5 separate regions of the Homo sapiens genome follow, and all the other regions are linked to region 2. Evidence: chromatin contacts called from ENCODE Hi-C or POLR2A ChIA-PET data. All regions are on one chromosome and are shown on one strand. Each heading gives the region's core, a stretch centred on a gene start or an enhancer-like site at or near the end of the contact. The rest is flanking DNA. Distances are from core to core; before and after follow the strand shown. Region 1 overlaps LOC105372529 (a long non-coding RNA gene). Region 2 has its middle 87 kb from the start of LINC02871. Region 3 overlaps SLX4IP (SLX4 interacting protein). Region 4 has its middle 200 kb from the start of LINC02871. Region 5 overlaps SLX4IP (SLX4 interacting protein).

Region 1 (2,700 bases), core at 120-2,619, 450 kb before region 2:
GAAATTGTTTTTAATTTTTTAAATGTTTGAAATAAATGCTTTAAAATAATTTTTAAAGGTTTTAAAATTTTTATTTGAAATGTTTTTTAAATTTTTAAGAGGTAATAAGAATATTTCACAACACATTTCAAGTTTTCATTTTATTTCCAATTTCAAATTCAAATTTTAGTGTCTATAAGTTTTTCCAAAAAAAATACAGTAAGTCACCAATAGGTTCTTTGAAAATGTAACTTTAAGCAAAACCACTTATAAAAAAAACATGTTTTTTCCTTATCATTAGGCTTTGAAAAAAGAAATGTTATTTGAGGACCTGCCGTATGTTGTTTCACTTAAAGTCATAGTGATATGGTTAGACTTTGTGTCCCCACCCAAATCTCATCTTGAATTGTGGTTCCCATAATCCCCACCTGTCATGGGAGGGACCAGGTAGAGAGAATTGAACCATGGGGCTGTTTCCCCCATCCTGTTCTCATGATAGTGAATAAGTCTCGTGAGATCTGATGGTTTTATAAAGGGCAGTTACCCTGCACATGTTCTCTTGCCTGCCACCATGTAAGACATGCCTTTGCACCTCGTTCGCCTTCTGCCATGATTCGTTGTCTCCCCAGACGTGTGGAACTGTGAGTCAATTAAACCTCTTCCCTTTATAAATTACCCACTCTCAGGTATGTCTTTATTAACAGCATGAGAACAGGCTAATACACATAGTTTCCAAGAATTTATTGACGAAGTTAAGTAAGGACTTAAACTCTATGCCATTTATGCATTGTCTTTGGATACTTTCTCCTAAAAGGGCTGAATCGAAAAGTTGTGACAAAGAACCTATAGCTCACAAAGCTGAAAATGTTTGTTATTGGGCTCTCTATAAAAAAAGTTTGATAAAATCTGCTCTAGATTATCTTAAAGCAGTTCTTTCAAATGTTAAAAAGAATATGAGACTGAGCACAGTGGCTCACTCCTGTAATCCCACCACTTTGGGAGGCCAAGGCAGGTGAATGGCTTGAGGTCAGGAATTTGAGACCAGCCTGGCCAACATGGTGAAACCCTGTCTCTACTAAATATACAAAAATTAGCTGGGGGTAGTGACACATGCCTGTAATTCCAGCTACTTGGGAGGTTGAGGTAGGAGAATCACTTGAAACCAGGAGTCAGAGGTTGCAGTGAGTCAACATTGTGCCACTGCACTCCAGCCTGAATGACAAAGTGGGACTCCGTCTAAAAAAAAAAATATGAATCACATAGGATCTGGTAAACCTGCATATTCTGTTTCAGTTATCTGTGATGAAGTTTGAGATTTTGCATTCCTAACAAACTCCCAGATGACGTGAATGTTCTGACTCATGGTCCACACTTTGCAAAAGACTCTTCTACTTTTAAAAGAAGAAAAGAATATGCCTGACAAAGACTGCCTCAGCCAGGTTAGCAAGGTCAACATCAACAATGAATAAATCATGTTGATACTGTGTAACCTTCATATGATGCAACATTTTCTCCTTAAGCTCTTTCTCCTAAAAAACTAATAACCCCAGTCTAATCATGAGGAAAACACCACACAAATGCCAATAGGAGATAGTCTACAAAATTACCTGAACTGTACTCTCCAAAACTGTCAAGGAAGGACAGTCTGGGAATTTGTCACAGCCAAATAAGTCATGATAACTAAATGCAGTGTGGTTTCCCAGATCAGATGCTGGAACAGAAAACAGACATTAGGTAAGATCTGAGGAAATCTGAATAAATTAACAACCTAAATTAATAATATGGGTCAATATAGGTTCATTAGTTGTGACAAATATGCCATATTAATATAACCTGTTAATAATAAGGGAAATGATGCAAAGCCCATTGCAATTCTGACTATCTTTTCAAGTTTTCTGTTAATCTAAAACTGTTATTTAAAAAGTAATCTATCCTTATTTTATCAAATACTAAATAACAAGTTTTACCAAAAATTTTATAAATGGCTAACTCCAATCTTACAAAAACTCTCAGAATACAGAAAAAGAGGAAACATCTCACAGCTGATTTTTTGAGATTAGGGAAATGTCAATATCAAAATCAGACAAGGAGAGTATTAAACTTACTGTCTAGTGTCACTTATAAACACAGATATAAAAATATTAAATAGTATCTGTCAAATCAAATTCTATAATACATTAAAAGTAAACTTTTTTTAGGCTAAGCGTGGTGGCTTACGCCTGTAATCTCAACACTTTGGGAGATTGAGGTAGGCAGATCACTTGAGGTCAGGAGTTTGAGACCAGCCTGGCCAACATGGTGAAACCCCATCTCTACTAAAAATACAAAAACTAGCCGGGTGTGGTGGCGCATGTCTGTAATCACAGCTCCTTGGGAGGAGAATTGCTTAACCCTGGGAGGCGGATATTGCAGTGAGCCAAGGTTATGCCATTGCACTCTAGCCTGGGCAACAGAGTGAGACTCTGTCTCAAAAAAAAAAAAAAAAGTAAATAATTTTTGGTTAAGTTGGTTTTATCCCAGGAATACAATTAGTTTAACATTAGAAAGTAAGATTATATTATCTACTTTATTAACATATTAAAAGAAAAAACCTATATGATTATCTAAATAGATATGAAAAAGAGTGTTTGGATAAAATTAGCATTCACTTGTGGCTAAATATATATATGTAAATATACATATACAGATATCTTTAGCAATAATAGGAAAAACAATGATTTA
Region 2 (2,700 bases), core at 53-2,552:
TCCCACTCCCCTCACCTCAGACCTGGACATTAACTCATACATTGCCATGGATGAAGACACAGCTGACAGCAGCCATTGTGAACATTCAGCCACTCTCTAAGTTTGATGTCATTTCCTGGTAGCACACCTGGCACTTTAGAGTTTCAATGAGAAAATGAAATGGGAAAATGTAGGGGAACTTGCTTTATATATTGTAATAGAAAATGCACTTATTATTGTTTGTATTTTAGTAGTAATATTTTACACATACAACTTACAAAACACATTAAAATTACTTGTTTTTCCTCATTTGTATAGTGGTGAGTAAAAAATTTAAAAAAATAAAATTACTTGTTTTATTTTTTAATATATTTGTTTATGTAACCTCCTTTCGATGGTTAATATTTCATCTTGTACGTCTCCCTGTATCATAAATGTCCTCTTACATATTGTGTTTATGCACTGCATTAACATCTATTATGTGGATACATAATCATCCAACCATCCTCCTTCTGTAGGACAAATTCTTGTATATTGTTATGAACAATAACATTATAAAATGTCTCTAGGCATAATTGCATAAAAACATATTTATAAACACATTCTTATCTAATTTTTACAGCTTACCAAGGTAGATATTATTGTTATTTCCATTTAGTAAAAGTGTCACTGAGGCTTAGAGAAGTTGATCAGTTTGACCAAGGTCACGTGGTCCTCTAACTTATGGTTTGATGCAGTTGCTCTCCCTGTCCTGAAGAAGTCTCCTTGGCTCTACCCTGATTGCCAATGCATGACTTCAGTTCAGCCTGCTCCTCAGCTTGGCAAGACCATTCCGTCGATCACCAGGCCTCAAAGTGAGCATTTCATAGACTCTACGATGCCATGGAAGGTAAGACACATTATTATATGATGTTACACAAAGAAAAAAAGAAACTGCTGTCCATTAAGCTATGACATAATTCTCTGTTCTCACATAGAAACTATAGGTAGTGCTTATTAAAAGGACTCTTCTAGACCTATTTAGACACAAAAGTGACAACAGTATGAAGAGTAACCAAAATGAAGTTCAGGCACACAATGACAATCCAATCGCATCTTACTGACATATGACTGGCAACATTTTGGGAAATGTCAAATTATAAGACCCCCTCCAATTCCAATGATGGTATCATGTAAAACTATATACACCCTAGAATCAAGGAAATATGGTATCAACAAACTAAAACTGACTCCTTAATATAATCTGAAGGCCTGAAAGATCATTGAAAGGGGAAACTATTGCACAATATGTTATTTATTGAGTTGTCTATGAATCACCTGCAGGCATTTCCCACAGCAGGGGTTCTTAGCCATATTTGTTCAACTTTAATACTCAATAAATGAAAAATGGTTATTGTTCTTATTAAGAAGACAAATCCTTCAAAGAGAAGCTATAGTTACAAGCCTAAACTGTTCCATATTTATATACAAAAGAGCTTATGATCATCTGGTCACACTATTTCACCCAGTCACATACATAAAGAATAACTGTCATTGGATTTTCTGGTTGAAATATCACTCTTGACAGTCTCTAAGCCTAATCTAGTTGAAGAAAGTTGAGTCACCAAAAAACAGCGTCAGCTCTTCCTTCATTGCAAAGACTCGCCAGAATAATACAGGACAAGCTCAGTGTTATTCCTTTTAAAGAAATACCTATGTCTTTTTATCTTCAAATTCAGGTTCATCCTACCTAATCTTTTGTTGGAATATAATAATTGTTCAATTTTTTAAAAGGACTTTTGATTCCTACCTTGTTTGAAATTGAAACCATTGAATTCTAGGATAATTGGCATCCAGCCTCATTTCTCTTTCCTTTATGAAACACTCAGTGTCCTGTCTCAGGCTTATCCCCTTGACTTTGATCCTTTTGATCGACAAAACTGAGAAGTTTCAATGGACCTAAGTGTCTCCTTTCAAGTCAAGTCTGTATAATACAAGGGGAAGGAGTCATTGCCCTGTATTCCAAGTTCGAAAGCACTTCTGCCATTTTGAGATTAAAAATATAAATTAGTCTTAACTATACTTTAGCAGAGTAAATCTATTTCTTACACTTTTAGAAGACAGTTTTTAAGTTAAAACACAATAATAAATGATTATTTCCAATTACCTTTTTATATACAGCTCAGATCTGCAGAATGAAGGGGGGACTCAGATTAAGTTACTGGATTGAGGCGGGGGGTTCCTAGAGTGTGTTGCACATCTCACTTCACAGCCAAAGGTAGAAAAGTGAGCCATTGCAGGAGAGCATCTCCTTTACTTACAGGCTTGCAGTATTCTAAAGCATCCATGATTTAAATCTGCTGAGGACTGTATACTGGATCCTGCAGGGAAATGATGGCACACACAAACTGAGTTTAAGGAAGGGACTATTTATAGTGTTTGGGAAGGGTTCAGAAAACCAACAGAAAATGGCAAGAGAGGGAGCCTCTTTTTTAACCCTGAGCCAGGAAGGGGAAGAGTTGGGGACAGTTACTGGAATGCTGAATGGTAGCTATAGGGGAGGGCTGGCCAAAAAGAGCTATGGCCTTCCATGGCAGGATCAGCCAATACATGATTAAGGGGCAGAGAGGAAGCCAGAGAATAAGTGCCCCATCATTTCCTCCAGTACTTGCATCTCCTCATGCCACCTCCCATTGACCAACCCAGCTGGAAGTCAGAGGAGATCCACCAGGATCAGAGCAG
Region 3 (2,700 bases), core at 166-2,665, 470 kb after region 2:
GACCATCATCTCCAGGTTCCTGAATCTGGAAAGGAAGTACTGAAGAGGCAGTCTTGTGTCACTCTGAGAATGCTTTCCCTGGGGCCACTTTGGATAGTTTTCGTCGTTGGGACTGTCTTCCCTCGGTGTTTGGTGGTGGTACATCCTAGTGAGGAGGACTCTATGACAGAAGCAATCTAAATATACACATTCATAAAAGGCTAGGGATGCAAGTGTGCACATACAACCACCAGGCAAACAAACAGGCATTTAGGATGTCATAGTAACGTGGGCACGAGCCAACGACTGTAAAAGCACTTTAGTTGCTGTGCTTCTTTAGATCACAGCGGGAAGATACTTTATAAAACATTGGAACAATGATGCCCCCTACAGCCCTCAGAGAGAATCCAAGGTGCTTACTGAGTTCATCTATTTGGTAAGAGATCCTGAGTTTACTTTTCTGGTAAGAATTAATTTTTACACTAGAATAAGTAATAAAAACACATGCTTTGTACATATGTTGGAAAAAATTAAAAGTATCAAGGTCTAACACTAAGAAATTATTAAAATAAAATATAATGTCTAGACAATCAAAACCATTATACTGAAACATTTTACTTTTCTGAAGCATATAGAAGCAAATTCTATGGATTGTCATCTTGATTATTAATAGAGATTATTTTCAAAAGAATTATTAAAAATATTTTCAAAGTGGAACTGTGGACTCCTAAAAGGAGAAATAGGTTGAGATGATTTTTTTTTTAAAAAAACAAATATACCACAAATTGAAGATTACAACATTCCCTGACTGGAACTGAAAAAAAGACCAGTAAGAAATAATCCAAAGCTGGAGTGACTTCCCTGTTCTCTATGAGCCAAGACGAAGAAACTTGTCATCTTTGGGACAAGGAAAGTGGGGGGTACTGGGCACTTCAGAAATGCTTTAGACCACACTTGTCCAACTCGCTGCCCAGGATGGCTTTGAATGCAGCCCAACACAAATGTGTAAACTTTCTTAAAACATTATGAGATTTTTTTTGCGATTTTTTTTTAAAGCTATTGTTAGTATAAGTGTATTTTATGTGTGGCCCAAGACAATTCTTCTTCCAGTGTGGCCCAGGGAAGCCAAAAGATTGGACACCCCTGCTTTAGATTATTCAAGGTCTGTGCAGATATGAAAGAAGCATAGGACAGCTCCTTCTTCCCAGGGAATGTGGCTAGGCATAATGTATATAAAAGCAGATGTATATCACCTCAAGATGATGTTCTTAGGAAAGAAAACAAATTGGAAATATATATAAAACATAACATAAACTGCACATAACAGTCAAAAAAACACATAGCAAGAGAGAAATCAATATGGGAAAGGTTTAGATGTGTAACAAAGAAAAAGCAAGTCATTCACTGGTCAAGCTTGGAAAAAGCTGAAGGGTGTGGACCAAGGAAGAAAAGGTGAGAGATAGCAAACAGAGGGAAAACCACAGAAAAGCCAGATGACTGCAGGAAATGCAAATGCATTAGTTTCACAGGAATAAGTGGGCCACGTTCCCCAGTTCCAAGATGAAAACAAACATGGGTCCAAGTTAAAAAGGAAGGGGAGAGTAATTATCAGAATGCCTTACGTCTAGCTGGAGAGTTCAGATTAGATCCATTTAAACAAAAGGAATTACCCTGATCACCTAAGCAAGGAAGTAACATGATGAATATGATGTTAAGAAAACATTACCCTGGCACTTGTCTAGATGAACTGGAATGGTAAGAGAAGAGAGGCACAGAGGTCCTCAGAGATTAACATGGACATAAAAACAAGGACAATAAAGGCTTGAATTTCTAAGAGGAGTAAATTCAAGATGCTCTGCAGAGCAGGAATGCGTTTAGTAAGTGACTAAAGAATGAAGGACGAGACATCATTTGGCAAGCCCAGGGTGTGTGGAGGCAGCATCAGAGACTTTCAAAGCAAAAATCAGCTTAGATGAAAGCCATGATAAACTCAGTTCTTTGTTTGAAGTTTTAGGGATCAATGTAGGCAGAAACTTCTTGGAGGCAGGTGGAAAGTTGAGACTAAAAAGGAGGATAAGAAGCCAGAGCTGTATTTACACATTTTTAGTCATCCAAAAAAAGAACAGACTAGTTTATCTATTATCACATGAGGAAAGGACTGGGAAAATGAAGCCTAGAAAACTGGGTGTCTGGCCAGAAAGGCAGAGAGAACTCTTAGAAAAAAAAAATTAATTTCAAGTCCAAGAACTTTGTTTCAAAGTCATCAACACTCAGAGCAGATGCCTTACAGAGTGAGAAGGTATCTAAAAGCTCTAAGCCTGAGATAAAACTCATTGGGTGACTGCTGGTGTGAAAACTTTTACTAATTTTATTTCAATTCTTTCACGAAATCAGCACATACTTACTTAAATACAGCTTCCAGCATGAGCAAAGCAATAGAACAATGATACTGAATGGGAAAACAGCATCCTATGTTAGTTTGGGCATAGCATCAACCACTCTGCAAACTCGCATTGACCCTGTATGTCTTTAAAACATAAAGCTCTTACAAGGAATACATGAAATTAAGGAGGAATTGGAAGATGCAGACTTTAAGTATCAGGAGAAGAAATATAGAGGTACTTCTTTCACTTTAAAAGTTTCACAGGGACAAATCTCTGTAAAATCATTCTTCGGGACAAAGGTTGCACACTCCAAAGTTATTTCCAGTAAGGAATATAA
Region 4 (2,700 bases), core at 80-2,579, 290 kb before region 2:
TCTACTGCAAAGATGAGTTTCCCCTTGAGTCTCTTGGCCTCCTGCCATTGGGCAGTGTAGGACTAAGTCTATAGGGAAACCCTCTGTTTCATGAATGAACCACTCACAATCTTGGGCTTCCATCATTTAGTTAAAAGACACTGGTATGTAATTCAGGAGCCTCTCGCTTGCTTCTGTAGAAATCTTGACATTGCATGGGGCTGTGCAGGGAGGGACACATACTGGTGTCCTTTATCCTCCCTAGATTTTGCCCAAGTATCAAAGTATCATTCTTCTCATCAATTTTTTTTCACACTTTTTCTTCATTTTAGACTTAAAGAACTCCCAATGTCATTGGCAATGCAGATTCCTTTATTTTTTATTTCTTTTGTTTTTCTTTTCTTTAACGATGACTGGAGAGCAGTTAAAGGTAAAATGCCTTTGTCTATTTAAAATATTTTCATATTGTTATTCTTTTCTGGATATTTCTAAATTTTCAACACAGAGCATTATTTTGGCAGTTATACAAATAGAATCTAAACTATTTAATGATATAAATAAATTTACAATTTATATTAGGAAAAAATAAGGTAGTAATTATACACATTATAAAAGCCTTTCCCAAATAACAATCAAAAAGATACTAATTTTAGCAGGACCTGGGAGATAGTTATCAGTAAAAGTTATTTCAAATGTTCAGTAAAAATGCTTTGCTGATACTTAAATTTGAAATGCTGTTGGGGACTCACACTGCTGTTTTTTATTCATGTATAAGGGTTTTAAAGAAAGCCTCTATTAAACAAAAAGTTGCCTCTCATAGATAAGAAAATCAAGTAGAACTGATTTTCAGGAGATTGCCTTCTATGAAACACGGCATCATGCAGTATTTCCATCAGGAAATATTTCTCATCTCCTATGAAGGTATCAAATTTCACGGTGGCCGTTGTGCAGTTTTGCTAGAAATGAAATTACCACAAAGTTGTTTAATTTCGCTTTTGTACAACACAATGATAATCTCTAGCATATTAAGGAGACCAACTCATTCCCTTTTACCTGGGACTTCATAGGTTTGAGCACTGAAAGTCCTGCACTAGGTATGGAAAACTCCTCAGGCTCAGTCACTCTGTGTCCCAAGGGCCTGCCCTGCACCAAATTGTTCTCCTTATCTATGGTTGTGTAACAAACTACCGCAGATCTGAGTGGCTCAAAACAATACTTGTCTTATTATATGTAATGACTCGTAGTCAGGAATTCAAGCAGGGTTTCTCTGGCTGATTTTGCTGCTCTATGTGACGTCACCTGGGGTCACTCTTGGTATTTGGCAGGCAGCTGGACCAGCTTGGAAGGTCCAGGGTGGCTTCCCTCCCATGCCTGGCTCATTAGTGGGGATTTCTGAAAGGCTGATCTCAGGGCTCTGAAAGTGAGTTCCAACAGACAGGAAGTGAAAGCTGATGGAAAGGAGGTGGAAGCTGCCAGTGCCTTAACATCTGGGCCTGAAAACTGGCACAGCATCCCTTCCACCTTATTCTGTTGGTAAAAGCAAACACAGAACCTGCCCAGATTCAAGGGAACAGGACATAGACTACCCTTCTCAATAGCAGGAGGCTCAAAAAGCTTGAGACCAACTTCAAACCAGGATACAAATATTGTGCTTTAACTTAGTAATCCCAAGGTGCCGGTTAATATGGTAAAGCAAGTATTATTTTTCTCATTTTGCATTTGGAAAAAAATTGAGCCTCAAAGAGATGGAATAATTTTTCTCAAGGTCACACAATAATAATATAGGTAGAAACCTAGTTTGTTCTAACTGAAAATTATGCTATTTATTTTGTGGCACATTGTCCATAGAGAAACATTTTGTGGTATGTTTGCACATTGGAAGCATCTGTGTATTGAGTCCATGGGTGTATTATACATGCACAAAAAGGAATGCAGATAGAAACTCCCTCTGCCGTGCTTGTGACAAAAAAAGATGACAGAATTTTCTGGCACTTTTTTTTTTTTTTTTTTTGAGACAAAATCTCGCTCTGTCGCCCAGGCTGGAGTGCAGTGGCTCGATCTCGGCTCACAGCAAGCTCCACCTCCCGGGTTCACGTCATTCTCCTGCCTCTCAGCCTTCCGGGAAGCTGGAGCTACAGGCTCCCGCCACCAAGCCCAGCTAAATTTTTTTGTATTTTTTGTAGAGATGGGGTTTCGCCGTGTTATCTGTCACATGTTTTAATTCTTCTTCTACCAAGTCACATCCATACACTAAGTCGAGTTAGAATATTCGGTCATCTGGGTCTCATGAGGTATCAGGTTACTCATGAAGCCTGCCAAGGAGAATGCTGAGAGTTGCAGCCATCAGTCCTATGTCAATTAGATTCTGATGTGCAAAACCATCCCAAAACACAGTTGCCTGGGCAATTTTCCTAGGCTCAGCAGGCTATCCTGATCTCGGCTGTGCTCACTCATCAGCCTGTGTTGAGCTGCTGCTTTGGCTAGGAACTGACTGGTTTAGGATGGCCTCATTCACATACCTCCTAGTTGGCAGGCCATTTGCCAAGGGCTGGCTGATTGTCGGCTGGTAAGCCTTGCTCCTCTTCCACATGACTTCTTATTCTCCAGCAGGCAAAATCAGGTTTGTTCACTCAGATGCTGCTTCACTCACTTCAAGAGCAATAGTGTGCAAGGCTTCTCAGTATCTAGGTTCAGAACTCACAGAACATTGCTTCCATTGCA
Region 5 (2,700 bases), core at 171-2,670, 340 kb after region 2:
CCTACCATGGCTCCCCAGTGCCCAATATTCAAAGCCCTCCATGATTAGGGATTAACCTGTTGTTCTGGTCTCACTCCCAATTAGCCTTCCTCATGAGGAAAGCCCCCATTTCAGGTGGGGGCCTGGGTTTTTTTCAACTTTGACCCCATGTGGGCATATGATATCTGGCTAGGTGACTAGAGGTGGATTTTGAAAAGCCAGAAGAACAAAATTAGCAAAGCAATTAATATTTATTCATTAGTTCTTAAAAGATCTTATTGCGATAAATGGTATATAGCCTTTTTATCATTTTATGGGAGGGAAACTGAGCCACAGAATTCATTATTTTTCCACCTCCCCCCCCTAAAAAAATCATAAAATTGAAATACAACAGTTCATTAGTGGATCAGAACTGGAATTCAAAATTATCAGTTCTATCAAATAATTCCTCGGTATTTGCATTTGTTCCTCTGAAAAGTAACAATGTTCGAATGGCAGATTTTAAACATTTTGGTGCTGCCAGGTATTAACAGAAAGCAACTTCTGTACCCTTTTGCTCTGTTTAGGTCATTATTGAGAGTTGTACTATTTTAATATTTAATTAAATATTTAGGCAATGATAGTCCTTACCATAAAGGGCACAAGTGCAAGGTTAGCTGACTTATTTTACTAGAGAGTTGAACAAAGTGGAAGGACCTGTTAAGAAAGCAGTATATCTAAGGCTGGGCATGCTGGCTCATGCCTGTAATCCCAGCACCTTAGGAGGCCAAGGCGGGAGTACAGCTTGACCCCAGGAGTTTGAGACCAGCTGCAACATAGTGAGACCCCTTCTCTACCAAAAATTACAAAAAAAAAAAAAGCCAGGCATGGTGGCACACACCTGTGGTCCCAGCTACTTAGGAGGCTGCAGTGAGCCATGATTGCACCACTGTACTCCAGCCTGAGTGACAGAGTGAGAACTTGTCTCAAAAACAAACAAATAACAGCAAAAAAGAGAATAACATATTCGAGCAGAGTTTACAGTTAAGAAAATGCAGATAATCATGAAGATTCCACAGCAAGCCTCTATATGTTAATTTTTTAAAGTTCCTATATCATATCTTATATATATACTGAAATTGTCCATGGAAGGTGAACTAAATTTTCTTTCCAGTGCTCAGATCAACCTGGAGAATGATCATTAGCTTCTGACTTTACTGTTGCTGGCTGGACAAGTTTGAAATCATATCCTTAGTGGACATCTAGACTTGGGGAAGTGATGGGGGAAAGTGGCCTCATCACACACCTAGGGAAAGCTCTGAGAGCTCAGGGCTGGGAAAGAGCTTTCTTGTGTACACACCTGCTCCATATGCCAGGGCTTTGGTGTGCACAGACAATACTGAAGTGATTCATAGTTCAACTGTGTTGAGTCACTCTGAAAACTCAAAGAAAGTGCTGAGATGCATCAGGAAAGGAAAGCATGATGTGGCCCAGCTCACTGTTCTTAGAGAGGCAGTAAACACAGTACAAGGTGGGAGGAAAGAAATCGCAAACTTTCGGACACACTCAAGACATGAAGGCAATGAAGCAAGTGGGACTCTCCACTCCTTAATTTTCATCCCTTCTCTATCTAGGGCAAGCAGATTGTGTGAAATGTCTGACAAACCAAGAAATCGGCTTCTTACCAGCATTCTGTGTGCTCCTGATGCAGCGAAGGCGTATCCCTCTCTTGAGGAAATAGGCTGTGATTTGAAAGCCATAACCTGGAAAGTGAAAGGGAACATCACTAAGTTAAGTTTGTTTGCCGCTAAATCTCTGGAGTTCAGCCCAGTGCCTGCCATAAAAGACACATTCAATAGTTATTTAGCAAATGAAGCTGAGTGTGATGACTCACGCCTGTAATCCCAACAATTCGGGAGGCCGAGGCAGGCGGATCACTTGAGGTCAGGAGTTCGAGACCAGCCTGGCCAACATGGTGAAACCCTGTCTCTATTAAAAATACAAAAACTAGCCGGGTGAGGTGGCGGGCACCTGTAATCCCAGCTACTCAGGAGGCTGAGGCAGAAGAATCACTTGAACCTGGGAAGTGGAGGTTGTAGTGAGCTAAGATCACTGCACGCCAGCCTGAGTGACAGAGCGAGACTCTATCTAAAATAATAATAATTAGTAAATGAAAGAATAAAGGAATTAACAGAGGGCTTCTCTTGAGAGGCAAGGGTGAACATTACTATCTTGCCTCTTCCAGGAGGCCTGACTATGACGCTGGCATAGTCCCTAGTCCCTGAAGTCCCTCAGTTACTTCAACTGTAAAACGAAATAAATGAGGTCTAACGTACTTTCAGATGGGATAATTCAGTCGGAGCTTGCGAATAGATCTTAGCCACCTTCTCATACTCACTGCTTATTAGCTCATAAAAAGAAGCAGTTCATACCTATTTGAACATGGATGTATTTTGCCTGTAAATAAATTAATTCAAGTATGTCAAAATCTTCATATAGAATGAGATTAAAAGAAATATGACATGAGTAAAAAAATAATTTCTCCAACTCACCAGAGTGGCCTAAGTGAAAGAGACAGAGCATAAAGTGTTGGCAAGAATGCAGGACAACTGGAATTCTCATACGCTGCTGGCAGGAGTACAAATTGGTACAGCCACTTTGAAAAAAATGCTTGAGTATCTAAAGCTGAACTTAGGCATGAACATACAGTGTTCACAATAGCACTCTTCACAATAGTCTCAA

Evidence for each region. Hi-C counts contacts between places; a loop is a spot of excess contacts on that map. ChIA-PET counts read pairs that join two places held with the same protein, here RNA polymerase II (POLR2A). Pooled maps may share reads with other maps.
Region 1: a map with no recorded cell type shows a loop between it and region 2 (2.3-fold over the local background). The contact joins two enhancer-like sites. A Hi-C loop is called at or near these places in 2 of 37 single-sample maps with no recorded cell type and 2 of 50 pooled maps. POLR2A ChIA-PET finds 5 or more read pairs at or near these places in 1 of 52 experiments (H1).
Region 3: a pooled map shows a loop between it and region 2 (5-fold over the local background). The contact joins two enhancer-like sites. A Hi-C loop is called at or near these places in 5 of 37 single-sample maps with no recorded cell type and 2 of 50 pooled maps. POLR2A ChIA-PET finds 5 or more read pairs at or near these places in 1 of 52 experiments (activated T-cell).
Region 4: a loop to region 2 is called in a map with no recorded cell type, with 2.2 times the contacts of the local background. The contact joins two enhancer-like sites. A Hi-C loop is called at or near these places in 2 of 37 single-sample maps with no recorded cell type and 2 of 50 pooled maps.
Region 5: a loop to region 2 is called in a map with no recorded cell type, with 3 times the contacts of the local background. The contact joins two enhancer-like sites. A Hi-C loop is called at or near these places in 2 of 37 single-sample maps with no recorded cell type and 2 of 50 pooled maps.

What each region holds. Positions count from the first base shown.
Region 1 is chr20:11,386,005-11,388,704 of GRCh38, reverse strand. All of the region lies in intron 1 of LOC105372529 (a long non-coding RNA gene), which reads left to right. Among named protein-coding and RNA genes, the nearest start is that of LINC02871, 360 kb to the right of the region's middle. Within about 2 kb of position 1,369, at least 2 of the 41 ENCODE cell types and tissues checked have a DNase peak (open chromatin) inside an H3K27ac peak, as active enhancers do.
Region 2 is chr20:10,938,338-10,941,037 of GRCh38, reverse strand. No RefSeq gene overlaps it. Among named protein-coding and RNA genes, the nearest start is that of LINC02871, 87 kb to the left of the region's middle. Within about 2 kb of position 1,302, at least 2 of the 41 ENCODE cell types and tissues checked have a DNase peak (open chromatin) inside an H3K27ac peak, as active enhancers do.
Region 3 is chr20:10,467,363-10,470,062 of GRCh38, reverse strand. The region is part of intron 2 of SLX4IP (SLX4 interacting protein); the gene reads right to left. Among named protein-coding and RNA genes, the nearest start is that of SLX4IP, 33 kb to the right of the region's middle. Within about 2 kb of position 1,415, at least 5 of the 41 ENCODE cell types and tissues checked have a DNase peak (open chromatin) inside an H3K27ac peak, as active enhancers do.
Region 4 is chr20:11,228,545-11,231,244 of GRCh38, reverse strand. No RefSeq gene overlaps it. Among named protein-coding and RNA genes, the nearest start is that of LINC02871, 200 kb to the right of the region's middle. Within about 2 kb of position 1,329, at least 15 of the 41 ENCODE cell types and tissues checked have a DNase peak (open chromatin) inside an H3K27ac peak, as active enhancers do.
Region 5 is chr20:10,597,696-10,600,395 of GRCh38, reverse strand. SLX4IP (SLX4 interacting protein) reads right to left here. Exons shown (of 8, transcript NM_001009608.3): 5 at 1,644-1,721. Among named protein-coding and RNA genes, the nearest start is that of MIR6870, 51 kb to the left of the region's middle. RefSeq lists an enhancer at 1,184-2,383. Within about 2 kb of position 1,420, at least 8 of the 41 ENCODE cell types and tissues checked have a DNase peak (open chromatin) inside an H3K27ac peak, as active enhancers do.